2 separate regions of the Mus musculus genome follow, and region 1 is linked to region 2. The links are chromatin loops, found by intact Hi-C in ENCODE. Cell type or tissue: left cerebral cortex. All regions are shown on one strand. Region 1 has its middle 4.3 kb from the start of Gm25614. Region 2 has its middle 65 kb from the start of Gm25614.

What was found. A loop is a pair of places that touch in the nucleus more often than their neighbours do. Peaks named below come from ENCODE experiments on the same cell type or tissue, not always from the same donor. Only the 100,000 strongest peaks of a DNase experiment are listed, where the experiment ranks them.
Region 1: it touches region 2 in a loop (3-fold over the local background); 2 of 42 quality-filtered maps call a loop at or near these places.

Annotation. Positions count from the first base shown.
Region 1 is chr14:58,642,057-58,650,056 of GRCm38, reverse strand. No RefSeq gene overlaps it. Among named protein-coding and RNA genes, the nearest start is that of Gm25614, 4.3 kb to the left of the region's middle. In left cerebral cortex, no CTCF peak of the experiment used is centred here; a DNase peak (open chromatin) is centred at 4,319.
Region 2 is chr14:58,581,665-58,589,664 of GRCm38, reverse strand. No RefSeq gene overlaps it. Among named protein-coding and RNA genes, the nearest start is that of Gm25614, 65 kb to the left of the region's middle. In left cerebral cortex, no CTCF peak of the experiment used is centred here; no DNase peak of the experiment used is centred here.

The DNA of each region.
Region 1 (8,000 bases), 60 kb before region 2:
GTGTGGCCATCAGTCACATAGGCAATGCCCCAAGCTCCTGGTATTCTGTCTGGACTCCACCCCCACAGTTACCTGGCAATAGCCAGGTATGCTCCTTCCCACAGTAACCTGGCAACAGCTAGGTAGGCTGAGCCCACTATAAAAGGGGCTGTTTGCCCCCTCCTCCCTCTCTTGCTTTCTTACTCTCTTGTGTCTCTCTTGCCCTCTTGTACTCCCTCTCCCTATTCCCTCCTCTCCTCTCTCCACGTGCCCATGGCTGGCTTCTACTTCTCTACTCTTCTCCTTCTCTGCCTTTCCACAATAAACACCTTAAAAACATGGACTGCCTATTCTCATTGGGATCTGATGTGCTGGAACAATAGAGCAGGTCTCCCTGTAATGAGCTGTACAGCTAACCTCCTGCCAGGATCCCTCCCAGTGCTCCAGCCATGGCTGCCAACCAACCAAGCCAACCCATCCGCCAAGCTAGCTGCCTAGCAAGCCTAAGACTCTCCTCCCTGCTGGACTCAGCAGGAACTCTCTCCTCCCTTCCCCTTTCCCTTCGGGCCCTAGGCCAGAGTCAGCCCGAGGGTCCCCATTCTGTTCTAAGCTCTTCTGCAACAACCAGTGGCATCTGAGGTGTCCACGACTGAGAATTTGACTTCCCTGCCCTCTGTGAGACCCAGGGACGCCAGAACTGGCTCTTCCACTGTACCTAGCAGCATCTGTGGTGCATGGGAGTCCTCAGGCAGGTTCGTAGGGACCCCAGACTGCACCTTCTTCATCCCAAGAGCTGGGTCCTGTGGCTTCCCACAGTCCGAAGCCCACCTGGTGGTTCCATGGGGTACACGCAGTTAAACTCCCCATGTCAGCCTGGCCTACCGGCCAGAACCCTGAACCAGACAGAAGACCCCACTTTTGGCCCACAGATAACAACCAGACCAGAGCCAGGGGTCCAGGATAGAGAGCTAGCCTGAGATGACCACCAGTATGGTGCTGTGCAGGCTTGGATGGGCTCCCAGGGCAGGGAGCCAGCCAGAGACTAGGACTCCACCTGGGACTGCAGGTACTGGGCAGGAGTGAGCCCAGACAGATGACCTTCACAAGGGGCCACTCAGGCAGGTTAGGGACAAGCCTGAGATGATCACCAGACTGACACCATGGGGCCTGGACAGGGAGCTAGCCTAAGCTGACCACCATTCTACTGGTCTGTGGCAGGGGCAGAGCAGAACATGCCTGAAACCACCCCTGCCAAGTGTCATAATGCACAAGTGAGCACATGGAAGACCTGGCGCTGGGGTCATGGGAGCAGGAAAGTTGATCCTGCCCCTCACCAGTAGCAGCACTCAGGGGACCGGGCCCAGCACCTGATGTGGGCAGCACAATAAAACTGACCCTAGTGGCAGGTTGAGCAAGGTGAACAGGCCTCAAAGACCTGAGTATGGGGCCCTGCTACTTGTCTCCTGTGTGGTAACATCGGCAAGGAAGAGATAACCCTCTCACTCACCCCTTGTCACTTAAGAGAGGCAGGAGAGCTGGCCCTGAGGTCATCAGAGCATGAGAGCGCCAGCATTCCTGCAGCATTCTGGAGAGTGGGCCCTTCATATCACCTGTGCAGCATAGTAGAGATCACCCTGGATGTGGGGGTTGCTCATGAGCTGGCCCAAGCATGTGAGAACAGTAGAGCCAGTGAGCTGGTCAGCTCAGATACCTCTCAGGCCCAGATCCAGGGCTATGAATCAGCCCAACCCAACATCTGCCCCATCATTTAACTGTTGGAGTGCATGAAGGAGCCAGTCCTACAGATCTCAAACTACAGTATCTCCGTAACACAGGGCAACAACAGGGTGTCTAAGAAGAGTCCCAGTGATGTTATAGTAGTGATAGAGTAGTAGAAACCAGAGGACTCACACCAGATCTTCAAGTCACTGCAGTGAACATTTGCAAGCAAAAAGTGTGGACAAAGTGGGACACACTACAGCTTCCACAACAAGATTTTTCTTTTCTCTATTGGGAGGGGGAAGTTGGAAGGGTGGAGAAAAGTACAAAGGTAGGGGAGACAAGTGGGATTGGGGTAAATGAGGTGAAATTCGTAAAGAGTCAATAAAAAGTTTGTAAAAACCCTGAATGCAGTTAGTAAATATTTTTTAATGGGAACTTGATGGATGATCTCTTTCGTATTGATGAAGCCATGGAGAGAGAATTTGGCACCAGATTTTGACACCAAGAGCAGGAAGGAAGTGGTGACTTTTACTACTTCGAAGCAGGGTTGTGGTGAAATAACTAGAGACTAGATAGAGAAATAAACCTGAACTCTCCACCCAGAATGCACAAGCCAGGGCTCCCCTCCACAGGCCTCTGAGCAGCCCCTCTTGGAATGAAATCGAATAAAACAAGAAATTCTGTCAACCTAAGTAATACGAGGTAGACTTTATGTGTTCCTAGACCTAAATATCTTGGAGAGCTGAGGTTACAAAGGATCCTCTTCTTAAACAACCCTAACACATCAGTATTGCCCTAGTACTGAGCAAAGGTCTTTAGAGAAGCCTCCACTGAATAGCTAAGCTCTGCTATTCATGTTTTGCTTGAACTTTTTTTTTTTTTTTGTATATCACTTGCACCAATTTTATCAAAATCACAGAGGTTTTCATGTGGTGGTTCATCAGAGTGAAGTCTGAAAACAATACAGGTGTGTGTGTGTGTGTGTATGGGTGGAAAGAAGCCCTCCATCCCCAAGTGGGACTCCTCTGGAGTACAAGGTCTTTCATTCCCAGCAGAAGCCTCTGTCTATCCTTGAAGCTTCAGTGACTTCATTAACATAGAAGGTCAGTTCTACCTGTTATCACATCTCAAGATGGTGAGTGTTCCACTCATGTTAGCTACATCTGAGGGGCAGGGCAGTGCCTTGAAATTTATTTGAGACTCTTGCTGAAGTTATGTCCATGCTGAGAAAGGAGGGAGGGGGAACATGCTACTTATCAAAGCCAGAGATCGAAAGCCACACCTGGACATCGAATCCTAAAGTGATAGGGATTCTAGCTAAGTGGGGCAGACTCTGGTCAGAGGGTTACCTTTGTCTAAAAGTTCTGTTTCAGGCTTCTTTGTAAGTTGTTTCTCTTGGACAGTTTGTCACACCAACATAAAGCTAGCACATCGGTGCATAGTTCAAACTACCAAGCATTTCTGGGTACAGCCACCAGAGGAAAAGGTAGACCTGAAACAAGTTGCCCATTCAGGCAGTGTTAAACAGCTCCTCCATACTTGATCAAGATCCAGGTACTATGTGCTGACATTATCTCTGATATAAGAACAACACAATGGGTACTTTCCCAGCAAGTCCAAGATATCATTTGAGGTGACTAGGTTTTAAAAGGAGTTTGTGTTTCCAATGTTAGCAATGCCCTGGGTCTCTTTGAAAGATAAATTTAGATGGTGGCTCTTTAGGAGTTAAAGACTTTTTCTTGGATAGATTTTTCTACTGCTGTGATGAAGTATCATGACCAAATCCAAGATCAGGAGGAAAGGGTTCAGTTGGCTTACACTTCACACTGTAGTCCAGTACTGAAGGAAATCAGCACAGGAACTCAAAACGTGGCAGGAACCTGGAGGCAGGAGCAGATACAGAAGCCACGGAGAGGTGCTGTTTATTGTCTTGCTCCTCATGGCTTGCTCACTCTGCCTTCTTAAAGAACGTAGTGGTGGCTCCACCCAGAGAAGACTGGGCCCTTCCCCATCAATTACTAATTAAGAAAATGCCCTACAGGTTTTTCCTGAGCCTAATCTTATGGAGGCATTTTCCCCATTGAGGTTCCCTCTTCTCAGATGACTCTGTATCTCTTCCCCATTGTTATCTTACCCATATGCATCCCCAACTCCAACTGACCATGTACCCACCTCCATAATTTAATAGAAAGTTGTTTTAGAAAATGGCCATTTTGAATCCATCCTTAGTGAACACCTTTGTTTCACACTAAGGAAAGGTTCCTCACGCTGCCTGCCAGGTTTTCAGTCTTGATCATTATTTCTTAGTCCACGGAATTAGCTTATTTTGAGAGGTGAGAAAATCCCTGGCACTCTCCATCATTCCTGAGAATAAATTCTTTTTAGTCCTTAATCCAAAGCCCGAGTGACCAGTTCCAACTGCACTTGCTAATGAACACGCACACTAATACCCAGCCCTCATGGCCTGTCTATGAGAAGGATGTTATTTTGAAATGCCTCTTTTCCCTTCAGTGCTTCCTGTAACTCCTTTTATGTGAATGAGAGTGTCTCTGCAGAAAACTCCATCCTCCTAGGAACACAGTCATCCAAAGACTTTGGAGGAGGATGACTAAGGCTCAGATCCTCCCATGATATGGACAGGGCTTCAACTGTAGCCTCTAAGACACACATGACTTTCTTTGTATGAGTCACAGGGACAATGAGGAAGACAGACTCCACAGATTAGTCTTCACAATGGCATTATCCAAGCCATTTTTAATAGATGTATTTACAATTTACTTACAAGCATACATAATTATCAAATGCACATCTAGAGAACTGGTTGATTGCACCTGTTTGTGGGCCTTGCAATTCTTTTCACAGTAAAGTGAAATCTCTTGTTTGAATGATAAGGCCTAGAAATGTGTTTTCAATCTATAAGCCTTTAAAAAACGTAATGGGAATTTTTTTCTTTCCTATATATAATAAAGTAAGTTTTATGACCATTTTCATGCAAATGATCTATATAAAAAGTGTCAGCATTTAAACACTCTGTCTGTTCATCTGCCTCTGGACAGAGATGAAAAATATGGGGCCCTAAGATGTTGGCCATTCTGACATGCTTTGACGTGGGAGGGCAGAGTTCAGATGGAGGCTGGGAGAAGCATTTTCCAGAAGGTACTGCATATAAAGTAACTCTGCGTGTGTGTGTGTGTGTGTGTGTGTGTGTGTGTGTGTGTGTGCGCGCGCGCGCGCATGCTCTCATTATAACTGGAGGATTTTATAGTCATGATCAAATGTACAAATGAGTGCATTTTAAAGTCTTACAGTATTATCAACATAAGGCAGTCAGGATGGAGATGATTCTTGAGATTAATTAAAAAGAATCAATTACTTCAGGAAGTATAAAAATATGTCTAAGTTGGAAAGAGACCCATTTGGAAGCAAAGAGTTAGCTAGTAGAGAAGATGGTATTGGCTTTCTTTAGCAGTCTTTAGAAGTAGGAATACTGAAGAGAGAGGCTGCAGCTTGAAGAAAGCAAGGATGTTAAAACTCTGAGAGCACTCCATTGAAGAAAATTGCCTTAACTCCTGCTCCAGTGTACTATAAAACGGCCTAAGAAACACCTGGCCTGAATTTCTCCATGTGACTCAGAGCCTCAGTTGCATTTATTTGGAACAGTTGGGCCTGGGTCTGGCAGGCTGCACCATTGAGGGTGTGAATTCACCAGAGGCTGGTGAGAGGATGCTTTTTACACGCCCAAGTGCAGCTCTGCCCTCTCTATCATCAGCTAACTGATGTGATCATTTAGGGATAGATAGTCACCTGATTTATACATTCATTTGTTTATGTACTTCTAAGCTGACCTTTCGCTTGGTTTGTGAATAGAGTAGCAATAAGTGTGGATGTGAGGGTTATATGATTTTTTTTTAGTATATCCCTAGGAGTGGATACGTACACTAGGAGGATCATGTACAAGTTCTATTTTTAGTTTAATGAGATACCTCCATAATGGTTTCTATAGTGGTTTCACCAATGTACATATTCTTCTAGCACCAACTTAGAGCAAGCTTAGTTTGAATATCTTTTCAACAGCGTTTATCACATCAACCAAACTCTTGTAACTTTCCATGACTTTGTAAGGAAGTGGTTTCCAGCTCTGCCATTGTATATGCAAGTCAATTTCACCAGGACATGTGGCCCAGCATGATGCATGAGGCTGTGTACAGAATCCTGAAGAAGCGTCAATAGGTGTTCTGAAAGATTTACCATACTCAGTGGACCGTACTCACAGTCTATGAGGCAGGAGCATACAATTACAAGACTTCGTTTAGAGATGGAGAAGATGAGGCATGTATGACGTTTTCTTTGTTTTTAACATTTTTCTCAAGGCCGTGCATTGTACATTTCAGACTGCTACAACAAAATACTTGAGGCTAAGCACTTTATATAGAAAATAAGTTTATCCACAGATTTGTAGTTTTAAGAACACAGCACTAGCATCAACTTGGTTCTAGTGAGGACCTAATGACAACTGGTGGTGTGTAGTGAGAGCCCATGATGAAGAGAGGTCACAGGACAAAAGTAGAGGTCAGAGATTGGAAAGGGACCAGGCCCACTCTCTTATAATAGTATCCCTCCAGAAAACTAATCCACTCAAAGATCAGCATTTAGTCCACTTGAAGGGTGGTTCTCCATTCAATTCCACTTTAATGAGAGTCACAAATTCTTATAGTCCTATCACATCTAAATAGCTCTTCACTGAGGACCAAACTCCCAGAACATAAGAATTTAGGGAACATGCCCAGATTCATATCCAAATGATCAAAATTGAACAACTGGGTGGAGATTCAAGTCATGTGGTACTATCTGTCAGGTACTGGCCACCATGAGCCTACTGACCCAAGAATAGTGTAAATCATTCCTTTATATGTACATTAAGGGACTATATAGTAATATCACATCCTGGAAAGAAAAATAGTGGCATGGAAAGAGGGGGAAATGAGAAAAAATGTGAAGAAGAGAAAGGAAAAGCAGAGAAGGAAAGAGGTGGAAGAAACAATGGGACAAATTGTATTTCTAATTGTTTGTTTCCCCTGGAACTTTGACCCCAGCAATTTACCCCAGAACCTTAGCTGTCGTATTGCCAACATGAAAATTGGTTCCATGCTGTTAGGCAGTTATTAAGAGGGAACAAGAATTACCATCCTCTGAAAGAATAAGCTTCTCTGATGAGGTCCAGTGAGCCACTTATCTGTGAGTACAACAGCATGCCATTGGATTTACTTTATTGATATGTTCATTTAGCACAAAATAATGGACAATTTTTTCCCTTAGCATCCATGGCCAATCCACTCTCAGGTTCTTGGCCACTTTGGTAATGTCAGGTATGGGTTCCATTTCATGGAGTAGACCTTAAATCAAGTTTGAAAATTAGTTTGTTTCTTCAAGAACATGTGTGCAGCTATTGAACCATTCCATCTTACAGACAGTGTCTATTGTAAGTCTGAGTGTTTGCAAATGGGTGAATCTGATGATGCCTTTTCCTCTGGTAGCATGCATGATACATTCTAGCACCAAGAATAGAGGTCAGTGGGGGTAAATCTTCTAGTTGAGTTCCAGCCCAGTTTCTCCATGTTCAATAGGGCATGTTCAATGGAATCTTCAGCAGTAGAGCCTTTCCATCAGGTTGGGTAGAATAAAAGTAGCCTTGGCACTATCCTGTAATGTTTGAGGGATAGAGGTAATTATTTTGGCCAATGGCTCAATGAGATATAACCTATTTCTGGCACTGGAGGCTTTACTTGGTGGCATAAGCTGTCTAGTGATTCCATTTAAATTTCATTCACACGTGTATATATTTAGGGAAGGTTTTGCAGTTGAAGATCTCCATATGGCTTTTAAATAGTGTTTAGTGTTGGTTGTTCTTCATATTTTCTTCTCTGCTCTGCCCTTTTGTTCCCTTCCCTATATAATCTTCAACATCTAGTTTGCCCTTAATATCTTTATAACACTGTATTTTATTTCCCTTTTCTTGGGAGACCTCTCCTACCCCTTGTCCCTTACTAACTACCTAACCCCTAGGGTTATTTGAATAAAAAAAAATTACATATCTAAAGCTTTCAAAGTTCCACACAGAAGACAGCTATGTGATGTTTGTGATTCTCATTTTGGGTTACTTCACTCAAGATGATTGTTTCTATATCTATCCATTTACATGTAAATTTCGTTACTATGTAAATGTACCACAGTTTTGTTATCCATTCATCAGCTGATGGGTACCTACGTTGTTTCAAGTTTATGAGTGTTATGTATAGAGT
Region 2 (8,000 bases):
GGAGGATTTTACCTTTGATGAGAACAAAGTGCCCCTCCTTGTCTTTTTTGATGACTTTGGGTTGGAAGTCAATCTTATCAGATATTAGGATGGCTACTCCAGCTTGTTTCTTCAGTCCATTTGCTTGGAAAATTGTTTTCCAGCCTTTTATTCTGAGGTAGTGTCTATCTTTTTCTCTGAGATGTGTCTCCTGTAAACAGCAAAATGTTGGGTCTTGTTTGTGTAGCCAGTTTGTTAGTCTATGTCTTTTTATTGGGGAGTTGAGACCATTGATGTTAAGAGATATTAAGGAAAAGTAATTGTTGCTTCCTGTTATTTTTGTTGTTAAAGTTGGCATTCTGTTCTTGTGGCTGTCTTCTTTTAGGTTTGTTGAGGGATTACCTTCTTGTTTTTTCTAGGGCATTGTTCCCGTTCTTGTATTGGTTTTTTTCTGTTATTACCCTTTGAAGGGCTGGATTCGTGGAGAGATAATGTGAGAATTTGGTTTTGTCGTGGAATACTTTGGTTTCTCCATCTATGGTAATTGAGAGTTTGGCTGGGTATAGTAGCCTGGGCTGGAATTTGTGTTCTCTTAGTGTCTGTATAACATCTGTCCAGGCTCTTCTGGCTTTCATAGTCTCTGGTGAAAAATCTGGTGTAATTCTGATAGGCTTGCCTTTGTATGTTACTTGACCTTTTTCCCTTACTGCTTTTAGTATTCTATCTTTATTTAGTGCATTTGTTGTTCTGATTATTATGTGTCGGGAGGAATTTCTTTTCTGGTCCAGTCTATTTGGAGTTCTGTAGGCTTCTTGTATGTTCATAGGTATCTCTTTCTTTATATTTGGGAAGTTTTCTTCAATAATTTTGTTGAAGATGTTTGCTGGTCCTTTGAGTTGAAAATCTTCATTCTCATCCACTCCTATTATCCGTAGGTTTGGTCTTCTCATTGTGTCCTGGATTTCCTGGATATTTTGAGTTAGGATCTTTTTGCATTTTCCATTTTCTTTGATTGTTGTGCCGATGTTCTCTATGGAATCTTCTGCACCTGAGATTCTCTCTTCCATCTCTTGTATTCTGTTGCTGATGCTCAAATCTATGGTTCCAGATTTCTTTCCTAGGGTTTCTATCTCCAGTGTTGCCTCACTTTGAGTTTTCTTTATTGTTTCTACTTCCCTTTTTAGGTCTAGTATGGTTTTGTTCATTTCCATCACCTGTTTGTATGTTTTTTCCTCTTTTTCTGTAAGGACTTCTACCTGTTTGATTGTGTTTTCCTGTTTTTCTTTAAGGACTTGTAACTCTTTGGCAGTGTTCTCCTGTATTTCTTTAAGTGATTTATTAAAGTCCTTCTTGATGTCCTCTACCATCATCATGAGATATGCTTTTAAATCTAGGTCTAGGTTTTCGGGTGTGTTGGGGTGCCCTGGACTGGGCGAAGTGGGAGTACTGGGTTCTGATGATGGTGAGTGGTCTTGGTTCCTGTTAGTAGGATTCCTACGTTTACCTTTCGCCATCTGGTAATCTCTGGAGTTAGTAGTTATAGTTGACTCTGTTTAGAGATTGTTCTTCTGGTGATTCTGTTACCGTCTCTCAGCAGACCTGGGAGACAGATTCTCTCCTCTGAGTTTCAGTGCTCAGAGCACTCTCTGCTGGCAAGCTCTCTTACAGGGAAGGTGCGCAGATATCTTGTTTTTGGACCTCCTCCTGGTCGAAGAAGAAGGCCCAAAACAGGGCCTCTCTCAGAAGCTGTGTTGCTTTGGCAGTTCCCAGAAGCTGTCAGCTTCTGTGGTGCAGACTCTCACCTGTGCAGACTAAAATCCTAAGTTCCAGGGAGTCCTGGAACCAAGATGGTGACCGCTGCTCCTGAGGCCAAGGCCGTCTCCCGAGCCAGGCGGACACCTGTCCTCTGGTCCGGATGGTGGCCGGTTATCTGCGGCCCGCCCAGGCTGCTGCCTCAGCGGCTCTGTGCTTCTGCCCGTCCCAGAAGCTGTCCGGTTCTCTGGCGCACCCTCTAACCTGTTCAGACTAATTTCCTAGGTCCCGCGGAGTCCCGGAACCCAGATGGCGACCGCTGCTGCTGAGGCTGAGGTCGCCTCCCAAGCCAGGCGGACACCTGTCCTCTGGTCCGGATGGTGGCCGGTTATCTGCGGCCCGCCCAGGCTGCTGCCTCAGCGGCTCTGTGCTTCTGCCCGTCCCAGAAGCTGTCCGGTTCTCTGGCGCACCCTCTCACCTGTTCAGACTAATTTCCTAAGTTCTGCTGAGTCCCGGAAACAAGATGGCGACCGCTGCTGCTGAGGCTGAGGTCGCCTCCCAAGCCAGCTAAAAACCATTTCTAATCAGAAAATCTTGTACAGCCAAGAGCTACAGATATGTGTGTCCCTGTCTTCACATATGTGTGTGTGTTCCTGTCTTCACAGATGTGTGTCCCATCTTCATAGATGTGTGCCCCCATCTTCACGGATGTGTGTGTCCCCATCTTTACAGATGTGTGTCCAATCTTCAAAAATGTGTGTGTCCCTGTCTCCACAGATGTGTGTCTGTACTGGCTAGTTTTGTGTCAACTTGACACAGCTGAAGTTATCACAGAGAAAGGAGCTTCAGTTGAGGAAATGCCTCCATGAGATCCAACTGTAAGGCATTTTCTCAATTAGTGATCAAGGGGGAAAGGCCCCTTGTGGGTGGGACCATCTCAGGGCTGGTAGTCTTGGTTCTATAAGAAAGCAGGCTGAGCAAGCCAGGTGAGGCAAGCCAGTAAAGAACATCCCTCCATGGCCTCTGCATCAGCTCCTGCTTCCTGACCTGCTTGAGTTCCAGTCCTGACTTCCTTGGTGATGAACAGCAGTATGGAAGTGTAAGCCGAATAAACCCTTTCCTCCCCAACTTGCTTCTTGGTCATGATGTTTGTGCAGGAATAGAAACCCTGAGTAAGACAGTGTCCCATCTTCACAGATGTATGTGTCTCATCTTCACAGACATGATGATCCTGTAAGAAGGCAGGGAACAAGCAGGGGAGGAATATTGAGAAGGGAAATGCATGGACTGCACAGGCTCCTCACAAAGGAAGCTAGGTCAAGAGTTCCACGGTAGAAGACAGAGATAGATATCCTTGCTGACAGCTCCAAAGCCATCTTCAGGAAATGAGGTATCTTAGTTAGGAATGCTACTACTGTGATAAGACAGCATGACTATAAAGAGTTTGGGGAGGAAAGGGTTTCAGCTTACAACTCTCAGTCACTCCACTGCTGAGGGAAGTTGGGGCAGGCGCTCAAACAGGACAGGAACCTAGTGGCAGGAGCAGATTCAGGGGTCTCAGAGAAGCACTGTTTAGTGGCCCGTTTGCTTGTGATTTTCTTATAGTACTCAGGACCAAGAGCACAGGGATGGTACAGCCCACAATTACTGGGGTTCTCCCACATCAATCGTTAATCTAGAAAATACACTTCATTTTTGCTCACAGGCTAATCTGGTAGGTGCATTTAGTCAATTGAGATTCTCTCTTTTTAAAATGACTCTAATTTATCTCTAGTTGACTTTAAACTATCCAGTTTAAAGAAGAATAGGTGGGGCCTAGAGAGTAGTAGCGAGAAGAAGGTTATACAGCAAGCTAGGTATCTCTCCATGGCTTGAGGGTTTTGGATTTTAGAGTTTTTGATTTGGAAATATTTGCATACCCACACTGAGGTATCTATTCCACATGGACTATACTTGTCCCAAATATATTACTTTAACAAAATATCTGAGCTGGCTGCTTTGTAAACAAGTGATACTAATTTGGTTCCCAGTCTGGGAGGATGAGGATGGAAGACTGAGTGACTCCATCTGCTAACAGTCTGGGAAGGTCTCCTTGGTGGCAGGATGGCATGGCAGATTGGGCATCATGGTGACTATATGGAAGAGAGAAGGGAGGCAAGATAGCATGCCACAAAGATTCAGGGGTCAGAGTTGCTCTTTTACAATAGCCCACCCTCAAAGGAAAGAATGCGGGCCCCTCAAAAGCTATGTTAGTGTCTTTCAAGGGCTATGGCCCCACATTCTAATAGTCCCCCTCTTCAAATCTTCACCATCTCAACCTTCTCATGCCAAGAACCGTGCCATGTGATCCTCTGAGGGGACAAAGTAGATCCAAGTCGCAGCAAACTCTAAATCTAAGCATGCCATAAATGTGTTTCGTATGTAACAAATTTGAGTCCTTATATACATAACCTGAAGGTGATTTTATGTACTATTTTGAATAATTTGGAGCATTTCAAGACATGGAAATTTCCTCCAGTAGTGTCAGGTTGATTTTGTAGCGCATCAGACTTTGGATTTGGAGATCTGGGAGTCCTGGTCTATACTGAATAGAAGTTCTGGCAGCTGTTTGGCTCAGAGGTCCCTGTGAGCTGCTCACATCTGCATGTTGGGATGCCTATAAATTTGCCAGCAGGACAGATTACTGCAAACTAAACTAACGCTTTGTATAAAGTAGAATTTTTATATCCAAGAACCAAGAATCTTCGAATTAAGCAGTCCCTTAGAGAAAATTTAATCCAAACGCCCATGGATTAATTGGTGCAGAAATTCTTTCCTTAAACATACCCCGCAGTGTTTTAGAACACATCATTTGTTCTAGCAATAGCTCAAATTGCTAGAAATTTCTTTCAAGCCGAACTTGCTTCCTTGAGACTTGCCTCCTTAGTCATGCCCTCTGGAGTTGCTCCGAATTGCCATCCTAATCCCCTTCCCATCTGACAGCTTTTCAGTGGTTTAAAGACAGCTATCTTGTCCCCATTATGTCTTCTCTTCCTCAGGCTAACATCCTAAATTCTCTCACCTGCTCTTTGCATCTTTACAAGATGCTGGAGCCACTCACCGCTGTGCAAATGCTTCTCAGGGCAGGCCCTAGTTTGTCAAGGAAAAATAAGCCACATTGGCTTTTGAAAGAAACTTCAATGCAGAAACTGACTTATTAACTCCTTTTGCTTCTACGATATTGCTTAAATATGGGGATACAGTCTGACAAAGACATCAATGGGCAATTTCATCAGTGTGTAACCACCAGAGAATACATTTACCCAAAGACAGATGGAACAGCCCACTACACCCCCCAGGCTATACTGGACATTCTGCCGCTCTCATACAAGTTTTATAGCTCATTACTGTACAAAATGGGAGGAATTTCCTAGCTCCATTATATCATTCTCCCTGTCTCTCTGTCTTTGTCTCTCTGTCTCTGTCTCTGTCTCTGTCTCTGTCTCTCTCTCTCTCTCTCTCTCTCTCTCTGTGTGTGTGTGTGTGTGTTCCTGTGAAAGCCAGAGGTTTAATTCTTCAGTTTCTTTCCACCTTGTTTTTGGAGACAAGGTTTTCCAGTAAGCCCAGAGATAACTGACTGGCTAAACTCATTGGCCAGTGAGCTCCAGAAATCTGCCTGGCCCCACCTCCCAGCCTCCCTATGCCAATAGCACACCATCTTTTTACATGTGTGCTGTGGTGCAAACTCAGGTCCTCACACTGGAGTGCAGGCACTTTAACCACTGGCCACCTTCCCAGCTTCATTATAATCATTTGAGAATACCATCATATATGTGATTTAATGTTGACCAAAATGTCTTTATACAGTGTATATCTTCTTTTATCTTCTTTGCTTTAGAATATGAAATCTACCATGCCTGGCCTTCAAGAAACACACATTATATATTTGCACTGTATTTTGTATTTAGTGGTAAAGTGCCTTAGATAATGAATATTTGATAAATGTCACAGATTCACTAAATGTGGATTCTTTCCAAATTACTCCAGAATAAGTCATGTGGTTTAGTGGAGCATACAAAATCAGAAGGATTTTGTGCCAGGGCATGCAGGTTTTCAAAAGAAGAAATGGAATTCAAGTATACCTAATGAAACCAACAGGAGTCAGCTGACAAGCTCTCCTGGTCTACAACAGTGCACATGGCAAACTTGAGACATAAGGAGGAAGGGTCAGTGTGGTCTCTTCACCTCCACTGCAGAACTTTATGGCATTATTAAATCCTGCCAGGCCAGCTGCTGGAACCCCGTTCTAAGAGCTGGGGTCCCCAAGTTACATGTATGGCCCTCTGATCACAGCTCTTCATTGTGGGCTAGAAACAAGGAGAAGGAGGTGGGGAGGAGCTAGAGGTGGCCAGGAGCTAGAGGTGGCCAGGAGCTAGAGGTGGGGAGAAGGTGGATATGGGGAGGGGGTACAGTTGGGGAGAAGGTGGATGTGGGGTGAGGGTAGAGGTGGGAAGGTTCTTAGGTTCCCTACTTTGCTTTATGGTTTGACTTAAGTTATGACTGGCTGACCTATCCAGCATTCAACCTGACAGAAGAAAACACACATGTAAATAAACAACTATAACACCACACAGTGAGAGACCTGTATGATAAGTTGATACATGCTGTAAAATGAATCCAAAATGCTTTCCAGTCTTTGATAAACAATGCAGATGGCCTACGAAAACAGCTGAGCCACTTCTTCCAGAAAGGCACCTCAAGAACCAAGCAATAAAACAGCTGCTTTAATCAAGACTCTAGGCTTGTTCAAGACTTGCGAGGTCTTCTAGCTTGGGTTCTAATTCTCCTCTTTTGTGAAACATATCCGGGCTGACACAGCAGTGCCTCCTTCCTGGAGGACAGCAGGGTAACAGATTATCTCCAAGCCTGTAGTGCACACGTTTTTCCTCGGGTCTAGATCCTACTGCCCGGGCTGTTTTGTCTTTGTGACATATCATAAATACTCCTCACAGTGGTTTGAATGAAAATGGCTCCCTTAGGCTCATATTTGAATGCACATTCACTAGTGAGTGGACTGTTTGAGAAAGATTAGGAGGTGTGGCCTGGTTGGATGAAGTATATCCTTGGGCATGGGCTCAAATCCCATGCCAAGGCCAGATTCATTTTCTCCCTCTCTCCCTCTCTCCCTCTCTCCTTCCTTCCCTCCCTCTCCCTCCCTTCTCCCTTCCCTTTCTCCTCTGTCTTCTTTCTTCCTCTACATCCTCTTACTCCTCCCCTCCTCTCTCTCCTCTCCCATTCTCCCTTCCTCTCCCTTTCTGCCTGCCCACCTGCCTATATCCCCAGCACCTTGCCTTCCATGCCTACCATCATGATCCCCATTATGGTGATAATGAGGCAACCCTATGGATCGGAAATGCAAACAAGCTTCCAATGAACTGCTTTCATTCTTTCTTATAGAAGTTGCCATGGGGTGTCTCCTCACAGCAATAGAATAAGCTCCTATCTTGTGGTTCCTCATTATTACCAAATTCTCATGTGACACGGAAAGCACACCTGAGGCAGGCCCCTCAGTCATACGTTAGATATCTTCTGAGAATCCTTTGTAGCTTGTCAAGTATATAAATGCATTATCAAAATTTAAGAGCCAGAATAGAGGGTCCATAATCAGGGAAAAGATAGACATGGGAGTCATGGAGAGGTTACAATCTCAACATGGAAAAATAAAAGCCAAAGGAGCAGAGAAGCAGAAGAAAAGGTGGTGACTCTTCACACGGAAGTATAGAGGAAGAGTTCCTGCATGTCCATTCAGGCATACTTGATCTGAGTCCTCACTGTGTCATGACTTTCTAGTTAAGCCAAGTGGCCCTTTCACAAAAATGACTGAAGCAATACTGGAATTCACTTAGGATTACCAAATCTTGTCTAGCAAAATTGCCCCAGAAGGTTCTGAAAAAACACACAGCACGGACGCTCTTAAGTAATCTCCTGGCACCTCATAGTGCATATAAATTGAAAATACACCCGTGTGTCATACTTGCGCAAGAGAAGCATATAACTTATACTGGCTTTAAAATCCATTGTTTCTTTCCTCTTTGTGGAAAGCAAGTGTGAATCATATGCACATCCTCACATAAACATGCTAATGCACATACTTTCAAATCTACAACTTTTTTGTCATTGAATTTCTCTAAGCATTCCAGGTGGCACAGTACTCAGTGGAAAGCTATTTTTTTAAAAACCTGAAATAAATTTCTATATGTGAATATTTTCAATTATTCACAGTCAGGTAA